Regions from separate parts of the Homo sapiens genome. Here regions 2 and 3 are each linked to region 1. Evidence: chromatin contacts called from ENCODE Hi-C data. All regions are on one chromosome and are shown on one strand. The core of a region is the stretch at or near the end of the contact, and the rest is flanking DNA. Distances in the headings are between cores, read along the strand shown. Region 1 holds the start of PCED1A (PC-esterase domain containing 1A). Region 2 holds the start of PSMF1 (proteasome inhibitor subunit 1). Region 3 holds the start of NSFL1C (NSFL1 cofactor).

Region 1 (4,106 bases), core at 681-3,180:
CTCCATTGAGCAGCGACCATATCTGTTGGATAACACACAGGGTGGGCAAGAGCACAAGGGTGGACTGCCTCAGCCGTACTTCCAGCCCCAACCAGTATTCCCCTTTCCCTCGCCCCAACCTGGAGAGATCCCAGAGGCAGGAGTTGATGATCACCAGGTCCGGGGCAGGTCCATATGTCAGCTCTTCCAGAACATCCTCAAGGTACTCGGAGTAAACACGAGTGAGGAAGTAGAAGCGCACAAGGTGGTGGCCAGAGCCCGAGCAGAACTGGCGGACCTCACGATACTGTGTCCCGTTGTGCAGCTCGCCCAGCTGGCCCCCAGCCACCAGCTGGTCCTGTTCAAAGCTCAGCTCCCCCTACCCACCCCCCCCACCCTACTGGTCAGACCCATGCCAGGGAGGAGAACCCTGCCAGGCCAGGGTCTGTGCCCACCCACCACTGACATGGCCACCAAGCTTCCCTCACCTTGGCTTTCAGCTGGGCAGCTGTGAGCAGTGAGTCTTTCTGGAGCAAGAGCACCAGGTCCTTGTACACAGCCCTCTGAACTGGGAGGAGACAGAGATCCCAAGGCTGAGGCAGACCTCAGCCTGCCCCAGCTCCTTCCAAGTCCAGGACCCCATTTTCCCAGGGCTGAGGTGCCCGACACCAGCTCTGTGGTTGACTTAGACGCAGGAGAAAAGATGAGGTTAAAAAGTCCTGGCATTGCCTCTGTTCTGTGTGCCTCCTGGCCAGCAGTATACAGTGACCCAAGATCACCTGGCAGAAATTAAGTCGGCCAAGTCACCCAGGAGACACACTACACAATGCAACGCTTTCGTGATGGAAATTATGGGGAGCTGTCAGGGCGAGAAATGCTGAGCAAGGATGGGCTAAAAAGTGCACAGGTTATTACACCTGTCAGGACTCCTGTGGAAGATGTGTGGGACATAAAAAGAGAAAACCTACTGGACGGAACAGACCAGAAGACAGACAAGAGATGTGAGATGGAAACAAATGGTCCAGACACACTGAACGGGCTGCAAGGTGTGGGACTGGAAGCGTCACCCTAGAAGAGGCACTCACTGGAGTCCCCCAAGATGACCACGAACTTGTTGTGTAGCAGCTGCTGGACTTCCGAGGCCTGGAAGTGGACCATGTCGCTTCGCAGCGGGCGGCGCGGCTCCTCGCTCGACAGACAGAAGACCATGCCGCCACCAGCAACGACAGGCTGCAGGGAGAGGCCACTAAGCAGCGCGATGGTGGGGACTCTGGGCAGGTCAGCCTCAGGGCTAGCCCCTCCGGGGCTGCTCAATGCTAAAGGGAGGAGGTGACGGCAGCAGAGCCATGGTGGCGCCAGCCTTGGTCACACTTGGTACCAGAGGCAGGGGGTCGTCCAGCCAGCAGGCCTCCAGGGCACTGGGGAGCTTCCCGCGCGGCGCCGCCCTGCGCCTCGCCACGTGCCCGCCGCCGTCCCGCGCATGCGCGCACCCGCTCGCGCCAATTACCAAGTCCCGGGGCTCCGCGGTGTTCACCCGCGACCCGGGTATGCCTGCGCACCGCGCGCCTGGCCCGCAGCGGGCTCCTAGCCAAGCCTCATGTTCCCGCGCCCCAGTCGGCCAGTCGGTTCTGCAAAGCTCCCGCCCCGCAGAGACCGTGGGTCCAGGTTAGCCGTCGGTGCACAGCCCAGCGCCCAGCGCTCTCCATGCGAGCGTCGCTGTGGCCCCGACGGCGCCTCAGGCCTCGGCGCCTCGGGCTGCGACGCTCACAGCTTCCACTTCCGTTCACCCATGTCCCGCCCTGAGCGACCCCCAGTGCCCGAAGGGAAAGCAAGGCGATGGAGGTGGCCGCCACAGGGCGCAGGAGCCAGGGCTGGGCCCACTTGGCGGGCGCGAAGCCCAGGTACGGGCTGGGGTCTCGGGGCGGCAGCCAAGTGAGGCTGCCCACAGTGGTGATGGCCGCGGCGGCGGCCTCGCCACGTGACCCGGACGGGCGGAAGCGGAAGTGCCGGCCTGGAGCCCGCTCTAGGTGGGTGTCCCCTCGGTGCTTCCCAGCTGCCGTCTGCACCAGCCATGGACTGCTACACGGCGAACTGGAACCCACTCGGGGACTCTGCCTTTTACCGGTGAGCTGCCCCGCCCTCCCGCCCACGGCCTGGCTTACCCTGCTCGCCCGCCGGCTGGAGTCTCCCGGCGGCGTTCGCCCCTGTCACTACTGGCGCTGGGGTCCGCCCCGCGCCGGCTCTCCCCGAGCGTCTGCCACTTAGCGCACAGCCGCCTTTGGGCAGGGAGCCGGGCCTTCCCCTGCTCCAGAAAAGGAAACTGAGGCAAGCACAGTGGTCACCCCGAAGCCCAGGTCTGTTAGCCTCCGGAAAGATGCTCAGATCTCGCTGAGGGAGGCAGCTCGCGGGTGACAGCGAGTGCCCAGTCTCCTGCCGGAAAGTGCTGCTGAAGTCAGACCACAGGGGCGCTCCGAGGGGGGCGGGATCGCACGGCGGGCGGGGTAACAGTGCTGACCAAGGCTGGGAAAAGGGGGCGAGTCGTCCGTGAATCCCGGAACAGCGGAAGTGGGAACCCCTGGGTTAGGGCAGCCCGCCCATGGGAGTTGTAGAGTCCTAAACCACGGATTTTTCTAAAGTGTAAACCCGTTACATCGTTACCCAGATTAGGATTTTCCCATAGCTTCCCTAATAGGAAAAACTACGAACTTCTCGTGGAACGTCTATCTGTAAGGCAGCCCGTTTGTCTCTCCAACCTCATCTACCGCTCTCCTACCCAAATCTTGCGTTCCAGCTGCGCAGAATTACAAGGCCCTAACCAGTCTGCAGTTTCTGTGGATACTGCCATTTCTCTCTTTATCTCACTGAAGAATTTTGCGCATCCTTCAGGACTTAGTAGTTCAAGGGTTCTTTCTGGAACTGTGCCTGATTCTCCCCCAATAGAATCCTGTGGGCCTCACTGGGCCCAGTGCTAGGGTCTTTTAGGTATGGTCTATTTGTATATTTAGGCGACATTTGTATAGGTTTCTTCTGCTAAACCAGGCTCCTTCAGGGCTGAAAGCATTTTTTTTTTTTTTGACAGAGTCTTCCTCTGTTGCCCAGGCTGGAGTGCAGGGGCACTCGGCTCACTGCAACCTCCGCCTCCCGGGTTCAAGGGATTCTCCTGCCTCAGCCTCCCGAGTGGCTGAGACTGCAGGCCCCTGTCACCACGCCCGGCTAATTTTTGTATTTTTTGCTAGAGGTGAGGTTTCACCATGGTGGCCAGGCTGGTCTTGAACTTCTGACCTTAAGCAATCTATCCACCTTGGCCTCCCAAAGTACTGGGATTACAGGCGTGAACCACTGAGCCCGGCCAAAAGCATGTTTCTTGCTTCTCTTTATCACCAGTGCATATTTAGAACAGTGCTTGCTATGTAATAATTGCCCATTAAAGTTTTTTAAAAATATTTTACTGGGCCGAGCTTTGTGGCATGTTCCTATAGTCCCAGGTACTGGAGAGGCTGAGTTAGGAGGATCACTGGAGCCCAGAAGTTTGAGGGTGTAGGGACCGATGTTAGAACCTGTGAATAACCACTGCACTCCAGCCTGGGCAACATAGCATACTCCCTCTGAAAAATTAAAAATATTATTTTAGGCCAGGCGCAGTGGCTCATGCCTGTAATCCCAGCACTTTGGGAGGCCAAGGTGGGTGAATCACCTGAGGCCAGGAGTTTGAGACCAGCCTAACCAACATGGTCAAACCCTGTCTCTACAAAAATTAGCCAGGCATAATGGCAGGTGCTTGTAATCCCAGCTACTTGGGAGGCTGAGGCAGGAGAATCGCTTGAACCTGGGAGGCGGAGGTTGCAGTGAGCCAAGATAGCGTCATTGCATTCTAGTCCAGGCAACAGAGTGAGACTCCGTCTATATATAGATATATCTATCTATATCTATCTATAGATAGATAGATATAGATAGATATATAGATGTATCTATATATATATAGATACATCTAGATGTATCTATATATAGATAGACATATGGATGTATCTATCTATAGATACATATAGATGTATCTATCTATAGATAGACATATAGATGTATCTATCTATAGATAGACATATAGATGTATCTATCTATAGATAGACATA
Region 2 (4,106 bases), core at 489-2,988, 1.7 Mb before region 1:
GGAGTGAGGGATGAAGCCACTTGAAATGAAGAAGCAAGACATGCAGATATCTGGGAAAAGAGCATTCCAGGAAGAGGAACGCAAAGGCCCAAACAGAACACATGAAACAGGGAAACTGGCTGGGAAGCTACTGCAATAGTCTAAGTGTGAGATGCTGGAGGATCAGACCAGAGTGGAAGCAGTGAAGGTGATGGGAAGTGGTCAGATTCATAATATATTTTGAGAGTGGAGTCAACTAGCTTTGCTGTTGGACCAGATGTAGATGTGAGAGAAGAGGGGGAGCCAAGGTTATTGCACGTATAAAGGGGATGAGAGGACAGTTGAAGGAGACTGAATCAGAGAGGTACAGGGCTGGCAGGGCTGGGGCAGGAGATGGCAGACCACATGCAGATTCCTGCAGACCATGGGGAGGACTTTACTTTTCCATTGAGTGTGACGATTTTGAGCCAACGGATGTGATCTGACTTTTCTTTTTTTTTTTTTTTCTTTTTTGAGACAGAAGATCGCTCTGTTGCCCAGGCTGAAGTGCAATGGTGCGATCTTGGCTCACTGCAACCTCCACCTCCACCTCCCGGGTTCGATTGATTCTCATGCCTCAGCCTCCCGAGTACCTGGGACTAAAGGCGTGCGCCACCACACCCAGCTAATTTTTGTATTTTTAGTAGAGACAGGGTTTCACCATGTTGGCCAGGCTGGTCTCAAACTCCTGACCTCAAGTGATCCGCCTGCCTCGGCCTCACAAAGTGCTGGGATTACAGGCATGAGCCGCCACACCTGGCCGATCTGACTTGTTTTCTAACAGAATCTCTCTGGTTGCGGAGTGCAGTACAGACTAGAGAGAGACAGGAATGGAATGGGGCAGTTCTGAGGCTGATGCCAGGCATCCAAGTGAAAGATGACAGGAGCTTGAACCAGGTTAGTGACTGGGATGGGGAAACTAAATTTATTTGGGTAAAAACAATAAGTGGATTTCATGAAACTTGTTGAAGTAACGGGTGGTAAAAATCATAAAGGGGGTAGGCAAATAAATGATTGAAATTTGATAGTGGGTCAGGAGCTTCAGCTCTGCGGGCAGCAGTTGTGTCTCCTTGGAGAAGTGGTTTCAACTCTGAGCCGTTTTGTCATCTGCAAAATGGGGATAATAACGGTCCATACTTCATAGAGTTGTTGAGAGGGTGATGTAAAGGTTTTAGCGCACGATGTAGCACACAATAAACACTTAATAAATGTTATCTTAGAAGCCAGACTGCCAGGTTCCCATAACCATTTCAGCCGTTCACCGGCTGGCTGTTGTCATCTTGGTCAAATTATCCCTCTGCGCCTCAGTTTCCTCATCTGTGCAATGAGGCACATTAATCGTTAATATCAACTGCATAGAGTTGGGTTGTGAAGATTAAATAAATGAATACAAGTAAAGCGTTTAGAATAATGTGGACGGTAGCAAGCACGGCGAACGTGTTAACGATTATTAAGAATGTATTTTAGCCACATTTCCCAGCCCCTTCCCCGGCCTAGCATACCCCATTTTGTGGATGGGAAGTCTGCCTCTCAGCAAGGTGGCCTCTTGGAGGACGCTGTGCCCGCGTCAGGCGATCCTGTCGACTGCCGCCAAGACCCGGCTTCCGGCTTTGAGGGGCCACGCCCCGCTCGCACTCCCTGGCGGAACCTTTCAGTGCTGCGCTCGCGTTGCCAACCCGGCGCGCCTCACGCAGTTGCGCCCGCTGTTGGGACTACTTCCGGCTTCCCCGCCCCGCCCCGTCCCCGGGCGTCTCCATTTTGGTCTCAGGTGTGGACTCGGCAAGAACCAGCGCAAGAGGGAAGCAGAGTTATAGCTACCCCGGCCGCGGAGCCGGCTCACTGCACTACCCCCGCCCCCTTCTTTCCTCCAGACGCCGAAGTCGCGGGCGCTCATGGCGGGCCTGGAGGTACTGTTCGCATCGGCAGCGCCGGCCATCACCTGCAGGCAGGACGCGCTCGTCTGCTTCTTGCATTGGGAAGTGGTGACACACGGTTACTTCGGCTTGGGTGTCGGTGACCAGGTACGCCACGGAGCCGGCCAGGGTGGAGGAGGGAACTGTCTTCTGCCCAAACTCAGAGTACCGGAGGCCTGGTCCAGAGCGCCCGATTTCCCCGCTTCTCCCAGTGCAGGGTCTGGGGCAGATGGCAGCGTTGGTAAAACCTGCGGGTCGGAGGTTGCTCACCTGCCCCATCCCAGCCCAGAGTCCCTCACGGCACAGCTGGCACAACATGATTTGTAAACTCAAGGGCGGACACTCGCTTCAACACAGCCTGGCAGCCTCTCAGGCCAGGACTGTGTGGATCTAGCATTCCATAGAATGGCAAAGAATCTAGACAGGAGTTTAGCTCCCCAGAGCACTTCTCACCCACCTGATCCCGTCTGAACTCCTTACCACCCAGCCTCGGGGTGAGGGGACTGACTCAGTTCCGCCCTCATACCACAGTAGAGCCTCCACCAAACATCTGGATCCAAGCACAGGTACAGGAGTGAGCTTTGACCTACTCAGCCCCAGGCCAGGGCCCTTTTTTCACCCGTTAGCATGGGCCCAGAGAGTTCACACGCCTTTCACCCTTTACTGAAGGGCCCAGCATAGTCCACTCGCTACTGCCATCCCCAACTCAAGCTCTAGGAAGCAATCACCCCCAGAGTCGTACACACATACACCCTGGGTGTGAGGGTCATATAAGATTTTCTCCTCATAGTTGTCCCCATAGGGCCAGCCCCTCTTCTCCCATCCCCAGGCTCCACCTCTTACAGCTAGGGACGTCGTTGTCATCCCCACAGAGTTCTAGGACTGCTGGACCCAACCCACCTCACTAATTCTTTGCTCTGGCATTCTTCTTTCTTTCCTGTCTCTTCCCTGTGACCCTCATCCCCAACATCCACATCATCCTAGACATCTGCTTCCTGGGAGAAGTGGGCCTGCCTCCATGCCTGCCCCTCACTGTCACTGTTCTCTCACTCTCAGAACCAAGACTAGCCATGGGAAACAGACCACCCCACCTATTGCATCTTGCCATGAGATTTCACCCTTCCTCTCCTTTTTGACTGCTTCAGTTCTCAACTCCTCTAATCATTTTTTTTAGCTTCTCAAATAGAGTCTTAATTCTCCCCTCCTGACATAGCTTTAGGGACCTCTCTTCAAACTTGCTTTGTACATTCTGAGCACTTAGACAAGTATCCCCTTTCCCCCACCCCTCACTGCTGTCCCTATTCCTCTCTGTCTCTTAGAACTAAAGACCAAGACCACCATACCCCTCTCACACTTTACCCCCTCCAGCAGGAATCAGAACACAAGAACCGTCAGGGATTTCTGGCTCTTTTTTTCCCCAGACCTCAATTATCTCACTGGGACCCCAGGTACACACTCAGGATCCCCATTCCCACCTCCAAACTCACACATACTTCATCTCTCAAATGGGCTCTAAGACTAGATATGAGGATGGAAAAGAACAGCTAGCCTTTCACACACACATACCTGGAAGCAGGAATCATTTCACCTTCCCAAACACATCTGTCCCTGACCTTTCTCTTTGTGCTGCTCTTCATTCCACATACCTTCCAAATGTCTTCCAGCATTTCAGACCTTGGGACCAGGTAGAGACAGCACCCCCATTTCAGCGTCAGGCCCCTCTTTCAATGCATAGTTCCCCTAACAGAAATCTTGTCTCCCCACTTGTCTTACTCCAGCTTTTTAATCTTAAGCAGCTCTTCACTTGCCCCAGTCATTTTATTTCAACTTTTCCTAGATTCTTCAAAGAAACTGGTATGTGGGATGGTGCAGGGGACAGTGGGGCTGAGAAGAGGAGTAAGATTTGATTTTGACCTGGGATCTCCTCCATTGGCCCTCAGCTCCCCCTGCCCTTTGTCTTGTCCTTCAGATGGAACAGCTCTGCTTTGCACTCTGTCCCTCCTCATGTACCTCACTCCCCTTACCTACTCCTAGCTAGCTACTTAGACTCTGCCACACTGTCAGAACCCCATCCACCTCTGCTGAGGAACTTGTTCTAGAGGGCGTGTCTGATACCCTTCTCTCCTTGCCATTCCACAAATAAATATCAATCACTGTGGATCTGCTCCTACATTT
Region 3 (4,106 bases), core at 919-3,418, 1.4 Mb before region 1:
ATGAAGAAACGTGATCTAGTAAAAGTAGCACACATTTAGTGAGCATTTACATGCCAGGTTGTTCTGAGCATTCTACATACGTTAATTTGTTTAATCCTCAAGAACTCTATGCTATTAGTACTCTTATCATCTCATTTTATAGTTGATACAGAAGCACTGAGGATTAAAAAAAAATTTGTTCAAGTTTACACAACTGGTAAAGAGAGGAGCCAGGTTCCATCCCTGCTAGTGTGCTTAGGCCCTCACTCTTAAGCGCTTCCAGTACAGCCCGGAGTCAGGAACTGTGGAGTCAGTCCAGGTTGCTACTTTTCCTTTCTTTCAAGTTGTTTCCTAATCTGTGAAATGGGGGTACCTGTCTCACCAACCTGCACACTGGATGAGATAATCCATTAAGATTTATGCATACTCGCATCTTAGGTTTACACATACAGAAGGAATATGGGAATCCTTTGGTCATTTGTGACATCTCTGTCACCAACTCAACGGACAGGCATTCACTAATCACTTGCTTTGCACAAACACAAGAAAGCATTGAGGTCACAGAGATGAAATAGACATGGCCTCTGTCCTCAGGGTCACCAACTTCACAGGAGACAGTGAGCTGTCAAGGGATAAAAGTAATCTGCTGGGAGGCAGTGTGCTGTCTCAGGCCATGTAGTGAACTGGCATTCTCAGGGAGCCTACATTCAAGTCCTGTTCCTGCCAGGCAAGTCACATGCATGATCCTCAGTTTCCCCACTACAATGTGAGGGGAACGAGACAGAAGATCTGTTGGTCACAACACTGTGTGCTTTTAGGTCTTTCAGGTAGAAACTTTTTATTTCTGCCCAGCATAGGGGCTTCCCATTGTGTCTAGGTGTGATCTAGGTGTGATGCTTTACCGAATTCTTATGTTTGGGGAGTAATTTACGTTTGGCAGCAGACTCAGTTCAAATTCCAACCCCGCTACTTACTGGCTATGTGACCCTGAGCAAATTCTTTGCCCTCTGTGCTTCCAATTCCTCATCCATAAAATGGGTCTAGTCTTTACCTCATAGTGTTGCTAGGATCCAACGAATCATATTATGTAAAGTGCTTGGCACATGGTGGTTTAAAGCTTGGGCTCTGTCTGCTTGCAATCAGACAGAACTGGGTTCCACTTCTACCTCTTCTGCCTGGTAGCTAGTGAGGCCTTGAGCAAGTTACTTAACCTCTTTAATCTCAGCTGCAAAATGCGAAGGTTAAATGACAAAAGACATGTAAAGCAGTCAGAACAGCGCTTGGCTCATGGTAGGTACTCAATAAATATTAGTCATCACCGTCATCATCTACCTAAGACGAAGCTGGCCAAGAATATTTATGCAATTCTTTCTACAGTTAATTACCGAATGCTTATTATGTGCCAGGCATTGTTCCAGGCACTGGGAATTCATCAGTGTACAAAAATCCCTGCCTCGTGAAGCTTAAGTCTTCTTAGCAAGTATTTAGTGAATACTCAGTACGTGCCAATGAACTACACAGCAATTTCCACGAGACTCCCATTTTACAGATAAGTTAACTACGCAAGGTGAAGAAGCTCCAACCTTGCGCCACCACCCCAGAGGTATTCTCCCAGCAATTAGGAAGGCTGGGCGGCGGTCAACTCCCGGGCTGGACTTCGGAAGTGGAAATGAGCGGCCACCTAGTCCCGAGTGGGGCTTCACCCAAGAGCTGCTCACTCGGACCAGCCCGGCCTCCAGCAGATACTCGGCGCGGCAGCCACGCCCCCAGGCGCTCCCTCTCCTCGCCGGCTGCCGCAGCGCCCGAAGTCTCGCTGACGCCGCAAGCGGGCGAGGCAGGGTGAAACTGGCACGGCAGAACTGGCTGGGGCTGGCCCGCGTTCCCCCACTCCCAAGCCGAGCAGGCGACGCGTGACAAGCGGTCCCGGGACCATGAGGCCTGGGTCGGGCCGCGGTAGAGCGGGGATGACTGTGCGCTTCGGCCGCCGCGGGCTTAAGGCACCAGGCGCCCGCTCCCAGCAGTCCCCGGCCCACCCGACACAGCCCGCCGCGCGGCGCTACCTGCAAGTCCCAGCCGGCCGACTCGAGAAAGAAGCGGGCCCGGTCCTCCTCGGCGCCCGTCACCGCCACGAACTCCCTCAGCGCCTCCTGTCGCTCCGCCGCCATCTTCGCCCCGTGCGCCTTCCAAAGCGCTCCGGCGGCCGCCGCACAGGCCCAGCCCCGCTGCCGCGTTCCGCTTGCCGGTCGACGAGGCCCAGCCGATGAGGGCCCAGCAGCTGGGAGCCCGCCCGCAGCCCCGCCCCACGCGGTGCCTCACGCAAAGCCCTCCGTGCGGGAAGCCCCGCCGCTCCGCGCCCTCTGGCGACCGCGGCGCGAACCGCAGCCTAACGGCGGGGGTGGGAGCCCGAAGGATGAGAGGCGGGGCGGGTCTTACATACACCTGTGGGCTGAAGGCTCCCTGCAGGAGTCAGATTCCCAGTTATTCATTGACGCAGCCCTCATTTCATTAATTGTGCATTCGTTCATTCACTTACTTGTCAAGCATTTACTGAGAGCTATCAATGGCCCGACGTTTTTCTAGGGCTGTGGATATGGCAGGGAGCAAAACAAAGTCCCTGCTCCCATGCTTCTTACATTCTAGGGGTAAAAATTCAGACCTTGAACAGGCTAGGCCTCCGCTCACAACACGTCCATGCCTCGTTATCTCGCCCCGCATAAAAGACAGTCTCATGGCCTGCCTGCAGGACCCATGAGAGATGGGCCAGTTCCTCCCTCTCATCAAGGGATCCGCTAGCTTCCTCTGCTCCAGGCGCCTTGCCCTCCTTGCTGTTCCTGGAACTTGCCAGTTATCTTGCATTTGCCTCAGGGCCGTTGCATTAGCTGCTTCTGTGCCTGGAGCACCTTTCCCTTACCGATGGGCAAGGCGCTCTCCCCGCTTTCTTTGGGCCTCTGCTCCAAGGCCACTTTCTTAGGCACAATCCTGTCTTCTGGGTCCTCAGCTTCTTTGCCCTCTTGCCTCTCCAAAGAGGAACTTACTTGTTCAGCTTACTTGTTCTTTGTTCTCTATTTTCAAAGCCTAACTTCCTTGTTCTTTGTACCTCCTTACCCCTAGTTACGGTAAACAACCTTCCCGCGGGTCCTAATCTATAACTCACATCTGTTCCCTTGGATACCCTCGCTACAATTGCCATTCCCGCGGAAACTCTTCTTCCTGCCGAAACCGCTTGCCCTACCACTGTAGCCCACATTTCTGCTCCATTTGAACTAGCCAATCGGGATTAGCTTAGATTGCGCAGTCCAGCCCCAGCCAATGGGAACAGGACACAGAAGCAGCGACTAACCGCATTAGGGATAAAAACCCCTTCTCTCTTTTGTTCGGTGTGCTTTCCTGAAGACCAGATGTGTGAGTGGCACCCTTCTGCAGAAGTAAATTGGCTTTGCTGAAAAATCTTTTATTTCAGTGCTGGTTTTCCTTGAGACTTCGAGCTTTAATTTCCAACACCACCGTGGGACACTCTTCCCTTCCTCTTCCTCTGTCGGCCCCTGCTCATTCTTCAGCTCTCAGTTCAGGTGTCCCTTTCTCAAGGAGACCTTGAGAAGGTGCCCAGGCTTAGTCAAAACCCCTCTTAATCAGGTTATGAACAGCACAAAGTCCAGTCTTCCCTCAATTGACACAATAGTTGCTTTCCTGGAAAATTCGGTGTCTTATTAACACTGTGCAAGAAATCCTTTAAGTTTATATGACAAACGAGTTAGGGCTTGGGTTAGGTTATTAGGAGCATGGTTGCAGCCACAATAGGCCCTGGCAGGAGGCATGGGAGGAGGGTCCTTTCTTTGTGGTGTGAGACTCTCCTTTCTATTGCAAGGCCACCCAGGACCAGCCCCGGTCCCTAGGACTTACCCCTTTCATCATTGTGTCAACTCGAAATGCACCCCAACTTTCCAGGAAGTCCAAGAAGCTAGAGGCTCACTCTGGACCTCACGATTGGCAACCAGTAAGGTCTTTCTACCCTGGAAACTGACAACGACTAACCCCAGCTTAAAGATCTGCAGGCGATCAGCTCCTCAAGGTCCAGTTCCCTGGCTGGTATTGGAGTCATTGAAACTCATTGTCACCCCCCCTCTTCA

What was found. A loop is a pair of places that touch in the nucleus more often than their neighbours do. Pooled maps may share reads with other maps.
Region 2: a pooled map shows a loop between it and region 1 (23-fold over the local background). The contact joins the promoter of PSMF1 here to the promoter of PCED1A in region 1. A Hi-C loop is called at or near these places in 2 of 37 single-sample maps with no recorded cell type and 11 of 50 pooled maps.
Region 3: a pooled map shows a loop between it and region 1 (28-fold over the local background). The contact joins the promoter of NSFL1C here to the promoter of PCED1A in region 1. A Hi-C loop is called at or near these places in 10 of 50 pooled maps.

Annotation. Positions count from the first base shown.
Region 1 is chr20:2,838,725-2,842,830 of GRCh38, forward strand. It overlaps PCED1A (PC-esterase domain containing 1A), which reads right to left and starts at 1,931. Exons shown (of 8, transcript NM_022760.6): 1 at 1,487-1,931; 2 at 1,065-1,209; 3 at 468-547; 4 at 120-358; 5 at 1-22. The coding sequence starts at 1,188. VPS16 (VPS16 core subunit of CORVET and HOPS complexes) reads left to right here and starts at 2,021. Exons shown (of 24, transcript NM_022575.4): 1 at 2,021-2,103. The coding sequence starts at 2,051. RefSeq lists enhancers at 1,233-1,764, 2,298-2,829.
Region 2 is chr20:1,116,864-1,120,969 of GRCh38, forward strand. It overlaps PSMF1 (proteasome inhibitor subunit 1), which reads left to right and starts at 1,739. Exons shown (of 7, transcript NM_006814.5): 1 at 1,739-2,039. The coding sequence starts at 1,911. LOC105372493 (a long non-coding RNA gene) reads right to left here and starts at 1,585. Exons shown (of 2, transcript NR_136535.1): 1 at 1,521-1,585; 2 at 989-1,125. RefSeq lists enhancers at 1,490-2,132, 1,532-1,581, 1,592-1,641, 1,652-1,841, 1,882-2,011.
Region 3 is chr20:1,464,681-1,468,786 of GRCh38, forward strand. It overlaps NSFL1C (NSFL1 cofactor), which reads right to left and starts at 2,169. Exons shown (of 9, transcript NM_016143.5): 1 at 2,040-2,169. The coding sequence starts at 2,144. RefSeq lists an enhancer at 1,398-1,899 and a silencer at 2,194-2,463.